Regions from separate parts of the Homo sapiens genome. Here region 1 is linked to region 2. The links are chromatin loops, found by intact Hi-C in ENCODE. Cell type or tissue: MCF 10A. All regions are shown on one strand. Links, peaks and the distances in the headings refer to the core of each region. The heading gives the core; the rest is flanking DNA. Region 1 overlaps NSUN3 (NOP2/Sun RNA methyltransferase 3). Region 2 overlaps PROS1 (protein S).

Evidence for each region. A loop is a pair of places that touch in the nucleus more often than their neighbours do. Peaks named below come from ENCODE experiments on the same cell type or tissue, not always from the same donor. Only the 100,000 strongest peaks of a DNase experiment are listed, where the experiment ranks them.
Region 1: it touches region 2 in a loop (6-fold over the local background); 3 of 110 quality-filtered maps call a loop at or near these places.

What each region holds. Positions count from the first base shown.
Region 1 is chr3:94,067,513-94,077,743 of GRCh38, reverse strand. The region is part of intron 2 of NSUN3 (NOP2/Sun RNA methyltransferase 3); the gene reads right to left. It also overlaps the pseudogene RBBP4P2. Among named protein-coding and RNA genes, the nearest start is that of NSUN3, 9.6 kb to the right of the region's middle. In MCF 10A, for the core only: a CTCF peak has its summit at 8,301 (motif pointing right); no DNase peak of the experiment used is centred there.
Region 2 is chr3:93,874,690-93,883,801 of GRCh38, reverse strand. It overlaps PROS1 (protein S), which reads left to right. Exons shown (of 15, transcript NM_000313.4): 13 at 4,488-4,639; 14 at 6,611-6,836. Among named protein-coding and RNA genes, the nearest start is that of PROS1, 95 kb to the left of the region's middle. In MCF 10A, for the core only: no CTCF peak of the experiment used is centred there; a DNase peak (open chromatin) is centred at 5,321.

The DNA of each region.
Region 1 (10,231 bases), core at 5,221-10,220, 190 kb before region 2:
AATACTATAAACACCTCTATGCAAATGAAATAGAAAATCTAGAAGAAATGAATAAATTCCTGGACACATACAACCTCCCAAGTCTAAACCAGGAAGAAGTCGAATCCCTGAATAGACCAATAACAAGTTCTGAAATTGAGGCAGTAATTAATAGCCTACCAACCAAAAAAAGTCCAGGACCAGATGAATTCACAGCCGAATTCTACCAAACGTACAAAGAGGAGCTAGTGCCATTCCTTCTGAAACTATTCCAAACAATAGAAAAAGAGGGAATCCTCCCTAACTCATTTTATGAGGCCAGCATAATCTTGACACAAAAACCTGGCAGAGACACAACAAAAAAAATTAAATTTCAGGCCAATATCCCTGATGAACATCAATGCAAAAATCCTCAAAAAAATACTGGCAAACCAAATCCAGTAGCACATCAATAAGCTTATCCACCACGATGTCAACTTCATACCTGGGATGCAAGACTGGTTCAACATATGCAAATCAATCCGGCCTGCAGCCTCCCTGCCCCTCCTGCAACACCCGACTCCAGTATTCCCCTGGCTCGCCTGGCCTCCATGACTGACAAGGAAGCAGCCTTTGATGACGCAGTGGAAGAATGAGTGATCCATAAGGAGTACAAAATATGGAAAAAGAACACCCCTTTTCTTTATGATTTGGTGATGACGCAGGCTCTGGAGTGGCCCAGCCTAACTGCCCAGTGGCTTCCAGGTGTAACCAGACCAGAAGGGAAAGATTTCAGCATTCATCGACTTGTCCTGGGTACACACACACATTGGATGAACAAAAACATCTTGTTATAGCCAGTGTGCAACTCCCTAATGATGATGCTCATTTTGATGCATCACACTACGACAGTGAGAAAGGAGAATTTGGAGGTTTTGGTTCAGTTAGTGGAAAAATTGAAATAGAAATCAAGATCAACCATGAAGGAGAAGTAAACAGGGCCCGTTATATGCCCCAGAATCCTTGTATTATCACAACAAAGACTCCTTCCAGTGATGTTCTTATCTTGGACTATACAAAACATCCTAAACCAGATCTTTCTGGAGACTGCAACTCAGACTTGCGTCTCCATGGACATCAGAAAAAAGGCTATGGGCTTTCTTGGCCAAATCTCAGTGGGCACTTACTTAGTGCTTCAGATGATCACACCATCTACCCGTGGGACATCAGTGCTGTTCCAAAGGAGGGAAATGTGGTGGATGCAAAGACCATCTTTACAGGGCATACAGTAGTAGTAGAAGATGTTTCCTGGCATCTGTTCCATAAGTCTCTGTTTGGGTCAGTTGCTGATCATCAGAAACTTATGATTTGGGATACTTGTTCAAACAATACTTCCAAACCAAGCCACTCAGTTGACGCTCACACTGCTGAAGTGAACTGCCTTTCAATCCTTATAGTGAGTTCATTCTTGCCACAGGATCAGCTGACAAGACTGTTGCCTTGTGGGATCTGAGAAATCTGAAACTTATGTTGCATTCCTCTGAGTCACATGGATGAAATATTCCAGGTTCAGTAGTCACCTCACAGTGAGACTATTTTGGCTTCCAGTGGTACTGATCGCAGACTGAATGTCTAGGATTTAAGTAAAATTGGAGAGGAACAATCCCCAGAAGATGCAGAAGACGGGTCACCAGAGTTGTTGTTTATTCATGGTGGTCACACTGCCAAGATATCTGATTTCTCCTGGAATCCCAATGAACCTTGGGTGATTTGTTCTGTATCAGAAGACAATATCATGCAAGTGTGGCAAATGGCAGAGAACATTTATAATGATGAAGACCCTGAAGGAATATGGATCCAGAAGGACAAGGGTCCTAGATACGTCTTTACTTCTTGTGATTTTAGACTCCCCTTTTTTTCTTCTCAACCCTGAGAGTGATTTAACACTGGTTATGAGACAGACTTTGTTCAGGTATCCCTCTATATAATAGGTACCACCAATAATGCTATTAGCCCAAACAGTGGGTGTTTTCTAAATATTATTGGGGGGGGGGGCTTGATTCAGCAAAGCCACAGACTTACGTTGAAATTTTCTTCAGGAATTTTCTAGTAACAAACCCTGGTCTAAAGTAGCTACAGAAATGAAAATATCATGTGTGATTATTTTTCTTCTTATGCTATATCGCCAAGTTTTTCAGACTCATTTAAGTAAAGGCTAGAGTGAGTAAGGAATAGAGCCAAATGAGGTAGGTGTCTGAGCCATGAAGTATAAATACAGAAAGATGTCACTTTTATTCAGGAAATAGGGAAGATTCAAGTCATATAGATTCCTACCTGAAAATCCTGACACCTGACTTTCCAGGATGCACATTTACATAAGTAGACCAGTTTCTTCTTGGTTTGTTCAGTTAAGTCAAAACTACATGTTCCTCTTTCCCCATATATTTTTGCTCATTAGTGTATTTCTTGAGCTGTTTTCATGTTGTTTCTTTCCTGTCTGTGAAATGGTGTGGCTTTTTTTTGTTTGTTTGTTTGTTTGCTTTTAACTTGAGACCACCAAGTTGTAAAGATGTATGTTTTTACCTGACAGTTATACCACAGGTAGACTGTCAAATTGAGAAGACTGAATCAATAACTTGTATTTGTTTTAAAAATTAAATTAATCCTTGAAAAAAAATAAAAGTAATCCATCACATAAACAGACCCAATGACAAAAACCACATGATTATCTCAATAGATGCAGAAAAGACCTTGACAAATTTCAACACCCCTTTATGCTAAAAACTCTCAATAAACTAGGTATCGATGGATCATATCTCAAAATAATAAGAGCTATTTATGACAAACTCACAGCCAATAGCATACTGAATGGGCAAAAACTGGAAGCATTCCTTCTGAAAACCAGCACAAGACAAGAATGCCCTCTCTCACTACTCCTATTCAACACAGTATTGGAATTTCTAGCCAGGGCAATCAGGCACGAGAAGGAAATAAAGGGTATTCAAATAGGAAGAGAGGAAGTCAAATTGTCTCTGTTTGCAGATGACATGATTGTATATTTAGAAAGCCCCATCGTCTCAGCCCAAAATCTCCTTAAGCTAATAAGCAACTTCAGCAAAATCTCAAGGAACAAAATCAATGTGCAAAAATCACAAGCATTCCTATATACCAATAACAGACAAACAGACAGCCAAATCATGAGTGAACTCCCATCCACAATTGCTACTAAGAGAATAAAATACCTGGGAATACAACTTACAAGGGATGTGAAGGACCTCTTCAAGGAGAACTACAAACCACTGCTCGAGGAAATAAGAGAGGACACAAACAAATGGAAAATACTTCCATGCTCATGGATAAGAAGAATCAATACAGTGAAAATGGCCATACTGCCCAGAGTAACTTATAGATTCAATGCTATCCCCATCCAGCTACCATTGACTTTCTTCACAGAATTGGAAAAACAAAATACTTTAAACTTCATATGGAATCAAAAAAGAACCCACATAGCCAAGACAATCCTAAGGAAAAAGAACAAAGCTGGAGGCATCATGCTACCTGACTTCAAACTATACTACAAGGCTACAGTAACCAAAACGGCATGGAACTGGTACCAAAACAGATATATACAACCAATGGAACAGAACAGAGCCCTCAGAAATAATACCACACATCTACAACTATCTGATCTTTGGCAAACCTGACAAAAACAAGAAATGGGGAAAGGATTCCCTATTTAATAAATGGTGCTGGGAAAACTGGCTAGCCATATGCAGAAAACTGAAACTGGACCCCTTCCTTACACCTTATATGAAAATTAGCTGAAGATGGATTAAAGACTTAAACATAAGACCTAAAACCATAAAAATCCTAGAAGAAAACCTAGGCAATACCATTCAGGACATAGGCATGGGCAAAGACTTCATGTCTAAAACACCAAAAGCAACGGCAGCAAAAGCCAAAATTGACAAATGGGATCTAATTAAACGAAAGAGCTTCTGCACAGTAAAAGAAACTACCATCAGAGTGAACAGGCAACCTACAGAATGGGAGAAAATTTTTGCAATCTATCCAACTGACAAAGGGCTAATATCCAGAATCTACAAAGAATTTAAACAAATTTACGAGAAAAAAACAACCTCATCAAAAAGTGAGCAAAGGATATGAACAGACACTTCTCAAAAGAAGACATTTATGCAGCCAACAAACATATGAAAAAATGCTCATCATCACTGGTCATTAGAGAAATACAAATCAAAACCACAATGAAATACCATCTCACACCAGTTAGAATCATGATCATTAAAAAGTCAGGAAACAACAGATGCTGGAGAGGATGTGGAGAAACAGGAACACTTTTACACTGTTGGTGGGAGTGTAAATTAGTTCAACCATTGTGGAAGACAGTGTGGCGATTGGTCAAGGATCTAGAACTAGAAATACCATTTGACCCAGCAATCCCATTACTGGGTATATACCCAAAGGATTATAAATCCTTCTACTATAAGGACACATGCACACATATGTTTATTGCAGCACTATTCACAAGAGCAAAGACTTGTTACAAACCCAAATGTCCATCAATGATAGACTGGATAAAGAAAATGTGTCACATATACCCCATGAAATACTATGCAGCCATATAAAAGGATGAGTTCACGTCCTTCGCGGGGACATGGATGAAGCTGGAAACCATCATTCTCAGCAAACTATCACAGAACAGAAAATTAAACACTGCATGTTCTCACTCATCAGTGGGAGGTGAACAATGAGAACACATGGACACAGGGAGGGGAACATCACACATCAGGGCCTGTCGGGTGGTGAGGGGCTGGGGGACAGATAGCATTAGGAGAAATACCTAATGTAGGTGATGGGTTGATGGGTGCAGCAAACCACCATGGCATGGGTATACCTATGTAAGAAAACTGCACATTCTGCACATGTACCTCAGAACTTAAAGTATAATAATAAAAAAAAAAGAGAAGAACTTATTGCAGACTGAGGCAGAACTCTTCAGAAATTACTCTATCTCATTCTTTAGTGACTAGACAAAATAAGGCCTAAATAGAACAAACGAAATTTTTGATCTTTCATGATCTACACCCAACCCTACTGAACTATACAGATTTCTTCTAACAAGTTTCTTTAAAATTTACTGATCTCCACATGCCCGGCCCCCAACCTCCCTGAATAACCTTTCCTCTCTCACCTATCTGTTCTCAACTTAGGGAGTTTTCTCTCTCCAACGAAGTCTTTCCACTTACCACCCGGTTCACATCCTCCACCATACTCTGATATCATTATTAATAAATGTTACTGACTGGATGTGTACAATGTTCATTTTGCATGTTTATATCATAGAACCATCACAACAACCTTGAGAGAGGCAGCTCTTACTCCTATTTTAGAGGTTAACTGAGGCTTTTAGAGATTTTGGCAACTTACCTGAGGTCACATTGCTAGTACGCAGAAGTATCTGATTCAAAATCAGACTGACTTTAAAGTCTAACAGAAGTGATTCCCAACGTGTGAGACCCTGGTACTACAGCACAGAGCTACAAAAGGGGGCAAGAAAGAGAATTTTACCCCAACCCTCACTTAGTGCAAGTGGCCATGACCTCCCTGAAACCCTCTTCTGTCTAACAATGAAATCAGCTTGCCACATCCTGCCTATAGAAGCAGCTGCAACAGACCAACTCTTGAAGGGACTGCTAAGGCTGCTCAGGCTGGTGCTTCCTAGCCCTGAGAAAGCAAAGCTGTGTATTAATATGATTCTTACAGTTCCCCTTGCACACACCTGCCACTGACCTCCATTCTCCTCCCCACAACACACACACATACAACCCCTCCTGTGCCTGCACTGGGTGGGTTGCTAACCTGGGGCTGGAGGGAAAGTGGCTTCCGAATCCAAAGCTTTTATGGATGGGCAAGTAGCTTAGCAGGCAGTAGAGGGAATGTATGTTAGATGACTCTAGAAAACAGCGGCCAGGTGCCACACTCCAGGCCTTTTCCCAAGATTCACAGTTAGTCTGAAGCGGCTCCATTTACTGGTCTTCCAGGTGAGAAGAAGTGCAAGTACCTCAGTAGCCAGCAGAACTGGAGACATACAAGGTCAGTGACCTGCAAATTTGCTAGTGCACCACTGATATCATTTTGAAAAAAAACACATTTTAAGTTGACATTAAAATCTCACCATATGTTTAAAGGATGCAATTTCCAGCATACTGTAAAAATTGACATTTTAAAATACAAATTATACTGCCTTTAGTATGTGCCCAGTGGAAACTAAATATCATAATGATTTTGATACCCATCATCATCCATTTAAAAATTCATAGACTGACTCATCTTTAACAGGTGGAAATTTTATGCTGCTCGTTTTCCTCTTTTATTTACATTCTACTTCATATAACTTCATCTTAATATATTTTCATGCTTGAAATCTTTTTATCACCCTATCATGCTTCTCTAGCCCCCACATATACACATGTGTATGTACTAAATTTGTTTTTCCTGTGGTCTTAAATCTCTAAGTGTTAAAATGGTAACTTCTGGATTCAGGGATCAATAATATTATTAGTACAAAACCGATCAAAACAACTTATAAAAGTAAAAATTGGTAAGAAATGGATACTTAATGAAATGAGCTTTTGTTTCCATATATCCATAAATGAATATTACTTCTTACTATAATAAAATCAGTCAGGATTCAACATCATTTTTATGCCTATTTTGTGTTTTTTATAAAAGCTGAGAAAAACCTTCAGTTAAATAAGTGGATGAGAATTAAATATATTTTGTTATAGCAATGTTTCTTACTTTGAATTCTTTTGGAGTTATATCCCCAAATCACTTAGCAACCTATCATCAAAAATGTCTTAAATGAATTGATAGCTGACATCTCAATCAAGGCTCCTTTACTTTTGTTGAAAGCAAAACTTGGAAACCACCTGACTTGTCAGAGAATCTGTTAGTCATTTGCTTTCTCACACTGACACTCCAATAGTTTCTGGCATATGGAGGTTTTGAATACCTGGAGGAACATAGCATAGAAGCCAGAATGGTGCAAGTGTGCCTTTCTTTTTGTGAAAAGGGTGAAGGGAAATTGGAGAAAGGCAGGTTGGGAAAGGAGAATATGTGCCCCCTTATGTACAGAGGGGCAGAGTAATTTTCTGAAAGAGAATACATGAAAGTTGAGGATGTGAAAACTGACTGCGGTCACTTGCCTGAGCCTACATACCCCCTTGAAAAGTCTTTCTATTTCTCACTCATTGTTGCTCCTCCCTCCAACATGCTAAGTCTGTTTTGTCTTCTTTTTTTTAGAGACAAGGTCTCACTCTGTCACCCAGGCTGGCGTACAGCTGTGCGATCATGGCTCAGTGAAGCCTCGACCTCCTGGACTCAAGCGATCCTCCTACCTCAGTCTCCCAAGTAGTTGCGCCTACAGGCACGCACCACCACACCCAGCTAATTGCTTATTTTTTCTAGAGATGAGGTCTTGCTATATTGCCCATGCTGGTCTTGAACTCTTGTCCTCAAGCAATCTTCCCGCCCTCAAGCAAATCTCCTGCCTTGGCCTCCCAAAGTGCTGGAATTACAGGTGTGAGCCATCGTATATTATCTTCTTGTCAACATTCATTCATTCTCTAAAAATACACCGTCTGTCAACTATAGGCTAGGCACATCTATTTACTGATAATGATATAAAATAAGCTTAAATTCCTAAGAAACAAAAGAAAAATAAATTCCTAAGAAACAAAAGAAAAATTCCTAAGAAACAAAAGAAAAATATTAAAACTGACCAAAAAAAAATTAAGTAAAACTAGACAGATGGTACACAAGAATAACTGAATTTTGAGAAACAGTTAATGAAGCTAAACTAATATATCACACTGTGTGTCACCCTGCCTGCTTACCCATTTCCCTAACTCATTTATATGGGAGCCTTGACTTATTTTTCTCCTTGGCTAAGTGCCTGGGGCCTAAATCCTGGAGTAAATGAATAAAATTGGAGTTCTGATTCAAGGCTCTCTGAACTACTTACTATTTTAACAAAATTAAAGCATTAAAAAATTAAAAGCTAGTTAAGTTAAAATTTTGCAAAACTGTATAATGTATCATTTCGATAATGTTTATTATTTGATAGTATAATTTTCATTCAACTTTTCTGTGACTTTATTCTTTTTTCCTACTACTCTACTCTCCACCCTACCTTCCGTCCTAGTGACGAAGATGAAAAATATCATTTAATCTAGAAATTGTTAAACACAATTAATATAACCCTGTAGATTACAGAACCTATTTAAATTTCCATAGCTAAAAAAGAGAAATTCCTTGATTTAGTGCTATTATTATCCACTAGAGGGTGCTCATTCAACTCTTTTAAAAGTTAGAAATGAAAAACAAATCAATTTATGGAAATGCACCAAAGTATGTTTTTGAGTCATTTTATTTTTACTCCTCAGAGATGCTAACGAAGAGCTGATGGCTTCCTATTCTATTTTGGCAATGGATCTTCCTTGTATCTCACAGAAGGGCAATTTATGTCCAGATTTGTTATTCACTGTACCTCAGATAGGAAATCCTTTGCGTTTCTGGTGGAACATCAAAAGGCTAAAAATCCTGAACATAAGAGTCCTTCATACTACGGGATCTGAGCATACATTTGGAAGGATGCAACTCTGGACCCTTCACAGCAGCACAGATGGTATAGGAAAAGGCGTGGACTTTTAAGTCACAGGACTGAATTTGCCACAACTACAAGATACCTATCAATTGTTCTAACCTCTGACTTTAAAGTGTCTAAAAGTTACTTCTTCACAGAGATTTGCACAGATTAAGGCTGAAAATGTGTGTAAAGCCAACATATAGGACAATATAGAAATCTAGATACTGGTTCATTTCTCTCTTTCTTAACCACCTCAGTCTACATCCTTCACAGATTATGGTAATATTATCAGGTTGTGTGTGTGTATGTGTGTGTGTGTGTGTGTGTGTATTTTTTTTTCCTCTCTGTATGTGAACTCTCGGTCAGTGAGGAGAGTGTCCAAAAAAAAAAAGATGTTGCAGACAGTTCAGACTTATATGGTCTGTTTGTTTTGCTTTCTATAAAGTACATGTAAAATTTCCACAGTTAATAAATATTTCTAATTAATGCTTATATTAATCATACATTTATTAAGTATCCATTAATTATCCAATTAATCATACATGTATTTGAGGGCAGGATATATACAGTCCATTTTTGTATTCTCAGTGCTTAGCACAATGCCTAGTACACAAACACTGACAAAACTGGGAATAAGCAGAAGACTTGCCCAAGTCTCAAGGTATTGGTTCTTCAAAACCCTCCCTTGTCAGGAAAAAGATAAGCAAGTTAGTAAATTATGACGATAAAACCTTGAAAGAATCACAATAGCTCTATCAACAAAATGCAATGGATACACGAAGGGCAAAACTAATTTTGCCAAGGGACATACAGAAGGCTTGATGAAGTGGTTAATCATAGTAACAAAAATAATGCTAATGCATATGAAGTCCTTACTATACGTCAAACAACATTCCATTCACATTGTATATACACAAATTCATTTTATCTTCCCAAATGATTATATGAAATAGATACTATTTTTTCCCCATTTTACAGACGAGGACAATGGAGCACAGAGATATTAACTCACCTAGGTCATATGCTACAAGATGCAGAGGTGGGATTTGAACCCACACTACTGCACAGAGGGAGAAGGGAAAAAGGCATTCCTAGCAGAAGAACAGCATAGCCAGTCCCAAAGGCATGAAGGAGCCTGCCCAGAAAGATAAGATTTTTAGTCCAAACATAATACTGCAGACTTCTGGGGAGCAAAGGTTTGTACTCAAGGTGTGACACAATGGAATTTGGTAGCACCGAGAAACAGCATGACAGAGTGGGTACAACAAACTCTCAAGGCTCTTCAAAGTGTTAGATGTGTATACTTGGGCAAGTTAAAGTGTGAGATGTGTATACTTGGGCAAGTTACTTAACCTCTGTGTGCCTCAGCTTTCCTATATATAAATGGAAATAACTATTTCAGAGGGTTGTACATAGGATTGTTATTATTCATAAAGTGATTACAACATTGACTGGTACATAGTGCCATAAAAGTGGTTGCTAAAATAAGCAAACAGGTAAGTACTAAACATGGCTGTTGCAATATGCCAGATAAGAGATTGGGAAGGTCTAAGTGAATGGCAGCAGTAGAGAATTTTTTTAAAAAGATCCAAATTAAAAGGG
Region 2 (9,112 bases), core at 2,829-7,828:
ATTTTTGTATTTTTGTGTTTTTGGCCAGGCTGGTTTTGAACTGCTGATCTCATGATCCACCCCCTTGGCCTCCCAAAGTGCTGGGATTACAGGTGTGAGCCACCGCACCCAGCCTCAGATTTTCAAAATACTACCTTCTGCTTAGAATAAGGGAATGGTTTGGTAGCTAGTTTTTCTTTTTCTTTTCTTTCTTTTTTTCTTTTTTTTTGAGACTGAGTCTCACTCTGTCACCCAGGCTGGAGCTCAGTGCCACAATCTCGGCTCACCGCAACCTCCACCTTGCAGGTTCAAGTGATTCTCATGCCTCAGCCTCCTGAGTAGCTGGAATTACAAGGGTGCGCCACCATGCCCTGCTAATTTTTGTATTTTTGACGAGGTTTTGCCATGTTGGCCAGGCTGGTTTCAAACTCCTGACTTCAGGTGATCTGCTTGCCTTAGCCTCTCTAAGTGCTGGGATTACAGGCTTGAGCCACCGTGCCTGGCCTAGAGAGTTTTTCATCATAGCAGCTCAGTTTTATGTATTCCCTCCATAATACGCCTCAAGAAAATGTCTCTCCCACTTGTGTCTCTCAAGTGTCTTGCCCACCCCTAGCAGAGTGCTCTTGTTACCTGACATTTGCTAACATGGCAGAGAAGATGCGGAGGTTGGGGAAGCATTCTATGTTGTTGTCGTACAAATTCAGTCTTAGGCAGGTGTTGTATCCCTGGGTCTCAGGAGTGTGGAATTTTCACTGTTCCTCTTCCCTGACTCTCATCAGTAGGGGAGATGTCTAGTGATCAGGACTCAATATGTTTTCTTGCTCCTTCTGCATGATAGATAGCTTTTTTTGTTTGTTCTTCCTAATCTGTAGTTGCAATGAGTCTTCATATGTGTCCTAATGACAAGGTTTGCTGCCTTTCTCCTGGCTTGAAAACTTGTGTTGTGTAGAGGAGACCGAGAAGGATCTAGATGGGGCTTTGTGGCTTCCCTGTAGCTGGTGCTGCTTTCAGGACCATATTAAGAGAGAGGCTTTTTCGGATCTCCTTCCCTGCACTCTGTTTTCTCTTGAGTGCATGGTAAGGTCTGTGGAGAAGAGCCTGTGAATGAGCATGAATTGTCTTTGTGTCTGTAATTTCTAGGGCTTCTAAACTCTTACGTCAGCCCCTACATGGAGTTCAGCAATTTGTTTAAATCTTTACCTAAATTATTTTTACCAAATTGCATGGCATTTCCTGTCTGCCCTGGATTAGAAAGTGTTCTCATTCTGGCTTTCCTTGGAAACACCTGTCTTTCTTTAGGTTTCTGGTTAGTTTGTTGCTCTGCGACCTCAGCTCTTTGATAGTTTCAAGAAAAGTCATGATTATGCAGATAATTTGGCTTTTGTTGTTGTAAGGGTGGGAGTGGTGCCCTTTCCACTTTTCTACAGCCTAAGTGGAGCAGGGAATCTTGCCATACTGACCCTAGGTTTTTAACCTTAGAAGTAATACTTCTGTGAACATCCTAAATCATACATCCTTCTACCTTTATGTGATTAATTCTATGGAAGAAAATTTTAGAATTAGGTTATCTCTATCAAAGGTTATGCAAATATATAATTATTAGAGGTTCAATTACATTCTTTTCCAAAAATCTTTTATCAATTAATATTTCTACCAACAGAATGAGAAAGTGTATGCTTTAGTTTTTTTCCAATCTGATAGTTCAAAAATTAAATTTTGTAGGTTTGAATATTAATATTATTTCTCTAATTTCTACTGAACTTGAATATCCTCCCATATGTTTATTAGCTATTTATAAATTCTAATTATTTTATTGAATTCTTTGTCTTTTTCTTTTTTAGTAGTTCATTATTTGAGCTACTAACACTTTGCATTATAAATTGTTAACACTAATGTGATATCTCTGCTTTAAGAAAAAAATTACATTTTAATTGTGTTTATTTGTAACCTAAAAAGGGCGAGGTAAGGTGGCTCACACTTATAATCCCAGCACTTTAGGAGGCTGAGGCGGGCAGATCCCAAAGAGCTAGAGCCCAAGAGTTCAAGACCAGCCTTGGCAACATGGTGAAACCCTATCTTCACAAAAAATACAAAAATTAGCCAAGCCTGATGGCATGCACCTGTAGTCCCAGCTACTCAGGAGGCTGAGGTGTGAGGATGGCTTGAGCCCAATATGTTGACACAGCAGAGAGCCAGGATCTTATCACTGCACTCCAGCCTGGATGACAGAGTGTGAGCATGTCTCACAAAAAAAAAAAAAAAAAAAGTGCTTACTACATTAAAATACATTTTTAAATTTTTATGTAATTAGGAGGTACAAGTGCAGATTTCTTACATGCATATATTGTGATATATTGTGTAGTGGTGAAATCTGGGCTTTTGGTGTACACATCACCCAAATAGTGAACATGATACCCAATTGGTAATTTTTCAACCCCTACCCTCCTCCCACCCTCCCATCTTTCGTAGTCTATATTTACTACATTTGTTTGTTTGTTTTTGAGACAGGGTCTCTCTCTGTCATCCAGGCTGGAGTGCAGTGGTGCAATCATGGCTCACTGTAACCTAGACCTTCTGGGCTCAAGCAATCCTCCTGCCTCAGCCTCCCAAGTAGCTAGGACTACAGCCACATGCCACCATGCCTTGCTAATTTTTATGTTTTGCAGAGACAGGGTCTTCCCGTGTTGCCCAGGTCAGTTTTCAAATTCCTTAACTCAAGTGATACTCCTGCCTCAGCCTCCCAGTGCTGGTGTTACAGGCATGAGCCACTGTGCCCAGCCTTTTTTACTGTATTTTTAAGGACAAATTTTACAAAAATGATTTCCCTTTTTCTAACACAAATTGATACAATGCCTAGTTCTGTTCTGCCTATGAAAGATTTTTTTAAAGTTATAAATGGGGTGAGGATTAAATTAGGATAAAACTAAATCCATGGTGATTTGGCCAAAGGAAAAAAATCCTGAAAAGGTAATGAAAATAAGAGTTATATTGTATCTAAAAAAATTACTTTAATAAGTAATTAATCATTTCATGGATAATTTGTAAGTGATCTACTTTGTAATTAATATTTAATGTTACATTTTAACTTCTATACATTCGTGTGTTCATTTTAGTTTGAGTTTAATATTCTGTGTTAAATTTACTTATTTCAAGATAAATGTTTAGGTGATAGAAATTCCAATTACCCTGATTTGAGCATTACACATTGTATGCATTTATCAAATGACATATGTACCCCAAAATATGTGCAATTATGATATATCAATTAAAAATTACTTATTTCACAATGATTACATATAAACATTCTTTTTTTTTTGGAGACAGAGTCTCACTCTTTTTCCCAGGCTGGAGTGCAGTGGCGTGATCTCAGCTCACTGCAACCTCTGCCTCCTGAGTTCAAGCGATTCTCCTGAATCAAGCCTCCCGAGTTGTAGCTGGGACTACAGGTATACACCACCATGCTCGGCTAATTTTTTGTATTTTTTTTTCAGTAGAGATGTTTCACCATGTTGCCCAGGCTGGTCTCGAACTCCTGAGCTCAGGCAATTCCAAAGTGCTAGGATTACAGGCATGTGCCACCGTACCCGGTCTATATATTTTTTTTCTTCTGGATGGGAGTTACAGGATTATAATGAAAAACAGTGACATTATATGTGGCTAAGTGGAAGAACATCTTGTCAAAGGAAAATGATTTTCCTTATTCACATTTACCCTTTCAAGGGCTCCGTGTGGTATTTGGGCTTTGCTGTATGTTACATCATATTAAATGAGGAAGACTTCATTCAGATTATGAACTAATATTTTTAGTAATCCAACTATTCTGGAAACATATTAATTCAACAAATATCTATTGAGTGAGTGCTGGGGAAAACAAAGCAATGATAGAGATATATACCTCCTAGAGCTTGCATGTTAGTGGGATAGACAATTAACCTAGTAATTAAGAAAGAGAATGTGAAGGATTATGACAAGAGATTCACAAAACAAGGGTTCCTATTCTGATTTCAAAACTAACTGCTGATGTCAGTGTATTTCTCTAGTATCGAACTATCCAACTCTCCTATGTATATAGATCATATTTATCCTTTGGAGTGATGATGGCAACTGTACCCAGATTTTCCCTAAATTATTACAGTAAATTTGTTGAATTTTCAAACGTGTGCTTGGAAATATGACCACTCTGAGATTTGAGCATTGGTGAATGTGCAAGGGAGAAGGAAGCACTGTTAAAGAGCAAACTGGGAAAATCCATGATAATCCTTAACACCACAATCCAGAATTCTCTTCTAGGAAGAACGGGAAGATGGTACTCCATTTGCATGTTTCTTGCCTGCATTACAAAAAAGTTTGTTTTGTTTTGCCTAGGTTATATAGATCATTGAGAAAGGGAATGGAAATAGTATTACACAAGATAGTTTTGAATATTACCTGGACTGTGTTAATAATAATTCCTTCTGATGCACTTTAGGAGTGCATTGATCATGCTTCTGTTTCATTATTTTAAATAGATAATGTATCCAGTGCTGAGGGTTGGCATGTAAATGTGACCTTGAATATTCGTCCATCCACGGGCACTGGTGTTATGCTTGCCTTGGTTTCTGGTAACAACACAGTGCCCTTTGCTGTGTCCTTGGTGGACTCCACCTCTGAAAAATCACAGGTAACTTAACTCTAAACCTATATAAGCCTTGTTTTTCTTTTCATTTTTTAAAATGTATACATAGCAGTATTTACCTCAAAGGACTATTTTGAAGATTAAATAAAGTAACTTATGTAAAGTGTTTGGCACAATCTCCAGCACATCATTAAGGACTCAAAAAATGTCTATTATTGTTACTTTTTTTCTGGCTTGTTTCCAAGGTCTGAATGAAGAAGTAAGGGGAGGGAGGAATGAAAAACCTACTGCATCTATACCTAAGATTAGGCAGACTCTCACACAGGCTGCTTGGAGCCATCCGAGTACATAGAGATCCACCCTTATTAAGAATACTTTATGTGTTGTGGGAATTAGTCTGTACTGTCAACATAGAAGTGAGTCTAATTACAGTGCACTGTCAGATATTCAGTGCTTAATTATAATGTTTTGTTCTTTCTTACACTCTTAATCTTTTCTCCCAAGAGTAAGTTAGGAAAAAAGAGAGAAAGTTAAAACTGGTCCACTTGGTTTCTTACTGGCAACTCTTATTTGAAATTAGGAGGAAGAACACGAAAAAGCCTTAGATGAAAGGAAATATGAGGGTTATCAGAAAATCTGTATTATTCAGACTTCTATTAGAGCATAGTCGTTCTGTCTATGTGTCATCCACAGTGCATTCTAACAAGTTACAGCAAGAAGCTGATGTTTATGCCAAGGCTGACTTGGATGCTTTCAGTAGATTTTAGAAAGAGACCTGTGGTTGAATAATGTCTATTGTAGTAAAACAAGTTATGCTGTTTGCAACTTAAAGTATGATTCAGGGAGGAGGATGGGAAGTTTCTGGTGGTTAACCATAAGTAACCTAAAAATATCCTGATGAGTTTTTTTTTGTTTTTGTTTTTGTTTTAATCTCCTGCCTTTAAGGAGCTTTCTACATTTGGATTTCAGGGGTTTTTTGTTTGCTAGTTTGTTTTTCTTTTTAAACAAAATGGAATTCTTATCTTAAACACTACATTCATGCAGTGGAGGAGGTTAACGCATGCCATGTCTTTGATATTTAATTTATCCTTTGAGTGTTTGCCTCCGTGGTTCTTTCTTTGCATGTCAGATTTCCTTCTCAAGGTCTATGCAATATTTCATAACATTATTCCAGATATCATTGATCATTTTGGAGCATTTTCTTTATTGACAATCTCTTTTAATGAGTTTAAGGATACGGACATGTACAACACAATAACAGATTTCCTCAAGTAACCTATATTTGCAAAGTTAGTCTTTTCACTTAAAATAGGTATCTTGGATTCCTAAATAAACATTTCTGATTATGTTTTTATCACTTTCCTCTATGCCATATAAGCTATATGAAGAGATCACACTCAACACATTGAGTAATTTAGGCATAACGGCAGTTTGAAAGGTTCAGCAGAATGAACACATTTTCTTTCTGTAGAATCTTCTGGTAAATGTTCTATAACGTGCTGGTGGCAATCCCTGGTTTTTCTTTCTCAGGGCCTCTTCATTTATTTTATCCCAAGTCTGTAGGATTGCTTGTGTGGCACAAAGAAACCTGTTAGTCCTGCTGGCATATGCTTACTAAAGCATTTTAAATTTCCCAAGTCTTTTCTCAACAAAGAGTGATTCAACTCCTTCCCTTTTCATATGTAAACTTGGAAATTAGGAAGGCTCATAAACAGAAAGATATAAGACACTCCTATAGGTTCCGGTTGTTTTACGGAATTTTCAGAAACCAGTATACATTTATATTTTAGCTAAACTTTGAGTTTGTAAAACTAATGTGTATTTTAAATTTTAGTCATAATTATTATAAATTAGTCTTATAATAATTAGTGATTTTTCCCTTAAATTTAGAGGCTCTATCATACATTTTCTTTCCTTATTGAAATTTAGTTTTTGACTTTCAAAAACTCAAAAGTCACTCTTAAGCAGCATTACTCTTACTCCTTGCTTATATTGAATCTTTGCTCTGCTCTTCAGGATATTCTGTTATCTGTTGAAAATACTGTAATATATCGGATACAGGCCCTAAGTCTATGTTCCGATCAACAATCTCATCTGGAATTTAGAGTCAACAGAAACAATCTGGAGTTGTCGACACCACTTAAAATAGAAACCATCTCCCATGAAGACCTTCAAAGACAACTTGCCGTCTTGGACAAAGCAATGAAAGCAAAAGTGGCCACATACCTGGGTGGCCTTCCAGGTATCTGCTTACTTTTTCTTCAGTTTTAAAAAGTATATTTTAATCAAACCGATAATATTTTAAATATATAATTATAGTAAAAAAGCATCAGAAGGGAACATAAAATCCAGTATTCATTATTCTTTTTCTAGGGGCTAGTACCGACATTTTATTGGCATATTTTTGTTTTGTTTTGTTTAGTTTAAAAATGTTGAACTAAGGCTGATCAAGTTTTGCTTCATTTGGCTATCCCAGCCAGAAAGGATATGTTATTTTATTTCATCATCACAATAGTCTTATAAGTTCAATATTTGTTCTAATTTACCCAATATTTATTCATCTATTATTCAGTTCATCTTATCATTTATCCAGCTTTTTTTTTTTTTTTTTTTTTTTTTGAGATGGAGTCTGGCTCTGTCGCCCAGGCTGGAGTGCAGTGGCACGATCTCGGCTCACTGCAAGCTCCGCCTCCTGGGTTCACGCCATTCTCCTGCCTCAACCTCCCGAGTAGCTGGGACTACAGGTGCCCGCCACCACACCCGGCTAATCTTTTTGTATTTTTAGTAGAGAGGGGGTTTCACCGTGTTAACCAGGATGGTCTTGATCTCCTGACCTTGCGATCCGCTCGCCTCGGCCTCCCAAAGTGCTGGGATTACAGGCGTGAGCAGTGACAATAGTTGTAGTATCTAACTACCATCAACTATTGCAAAACAAACAGTCTGGGCACTGTTTAACGTGCTTCAAATATATCCACTTGTTTAATTTTCAAAATAGTCCAGTGAGGTAAGTGCTATTATTATCCCCATTTTACAGATGAGGAAACTGAGGAAGCTGCAGGACCAGGGTGATAACAATGAAGATGATGGACAGTAAATAGATCGGAGATATGTGTTAGAAACAAAATTAATAGGATTTAATAACTGAAAGACAGGTATAAGGATGACTTTTAGGTATCTGGCATGAGCAGTTGCATGGATGGAGATTCCATTTACCAAGATGGGGAAAACTGGAGGAAAAACAGATTCATCTTTAACTGAATATTGGAAAATATGAAATTGGCACCAATATTTCACTTTAAATGGAAAATTAGAGGCAGAAAGTTATTTAGAAGCATTTTCAGATGACATTTGCAATTTATTCTCATGGGGAGAATTCTGAGTTTGATGTCTGGACCTCTGATAACCTTCAATATACTGCTTAAACTGCTCATGGTCTTGATTTCCCATATATGGAAATTGTATCTGGGGTTTTGGGAAATAGAAGTAAATAGGCTTTAAAAGCTATAGAAAGACAGACAGATAGATAGATGATAGATAGATAGATAGATAGATAGATAGATAGATAGATAGATAGATAGATAGAGGTAAGTAGTGAGCATGCCTAATTATTAGGGAGTAAAATTATAGTTTAAATGAATAAATTCTATATTGAAATCTACCTACTACCTTATCCACAAGTTAGTTGAATGCAATTTTAGGAAATCAAACCAACAAAGAGTTTAAAAGAAGTAGAATTATCAAAATTTCAGTGGTTTCGGGATTTTGGCAACAGCACTGAGGACTAACTTCAGGCAAAATGTCTTGAGAGAAAGAGTGGGGAAGATTTGAGAGGAGCTAAATATTGAGATATTAAGAGTATAAACTGTGAGATGGGTAAATTATTAATTACATGCAAAGTAGGCATGTAAAATTCCATGTGAAGTACTAAAACCCAAGAGAAATGAATGATTTTGAGTAATTTCTTTCCTCAAAATCGAATGAATTTGAGTAATTTCTTTTCTCAAAAAAGGAAAAGTGGCATAATCTATGATGTTTAGCCCAACTTGAAAGGGATTCTTAACAAATGCTATGAGCTCACAGTCATAGTAAAGTAGGAACTTTATTCACTGTGTTGGCAAGTTAGAAGTTGAAAATTTAAAGGTTTTTTTTTGGCATAAGGTACTGAAGATGAAGAATAAGGGCTAAAGAATATCCATTGTGAGTTAAGATTAATGGAGAGGAGAGGCCAAAAAAGAGGAAGGAAAATTGTTATTTTTAGGAACTCTAAATAGTACATGAAAGTGAATCCTGTATCATGACCTATTGTATGCTCAACAAAAAAATTGTTTCTTTGGAAAAATACAGAAATCTGCTTTTATTCCAACAATAATAAAAGAGATATATTGATCATGACATTTAAAAGAGATTCCCAAGTAGCTATAATTTGGAGTTAAGAAAATGATTTAACAATGCTTAAACTGTTGCTTAAGTTTAAAGAGAAAATAGTATGTTATTTGTATAATAAAAATAGAATATCAC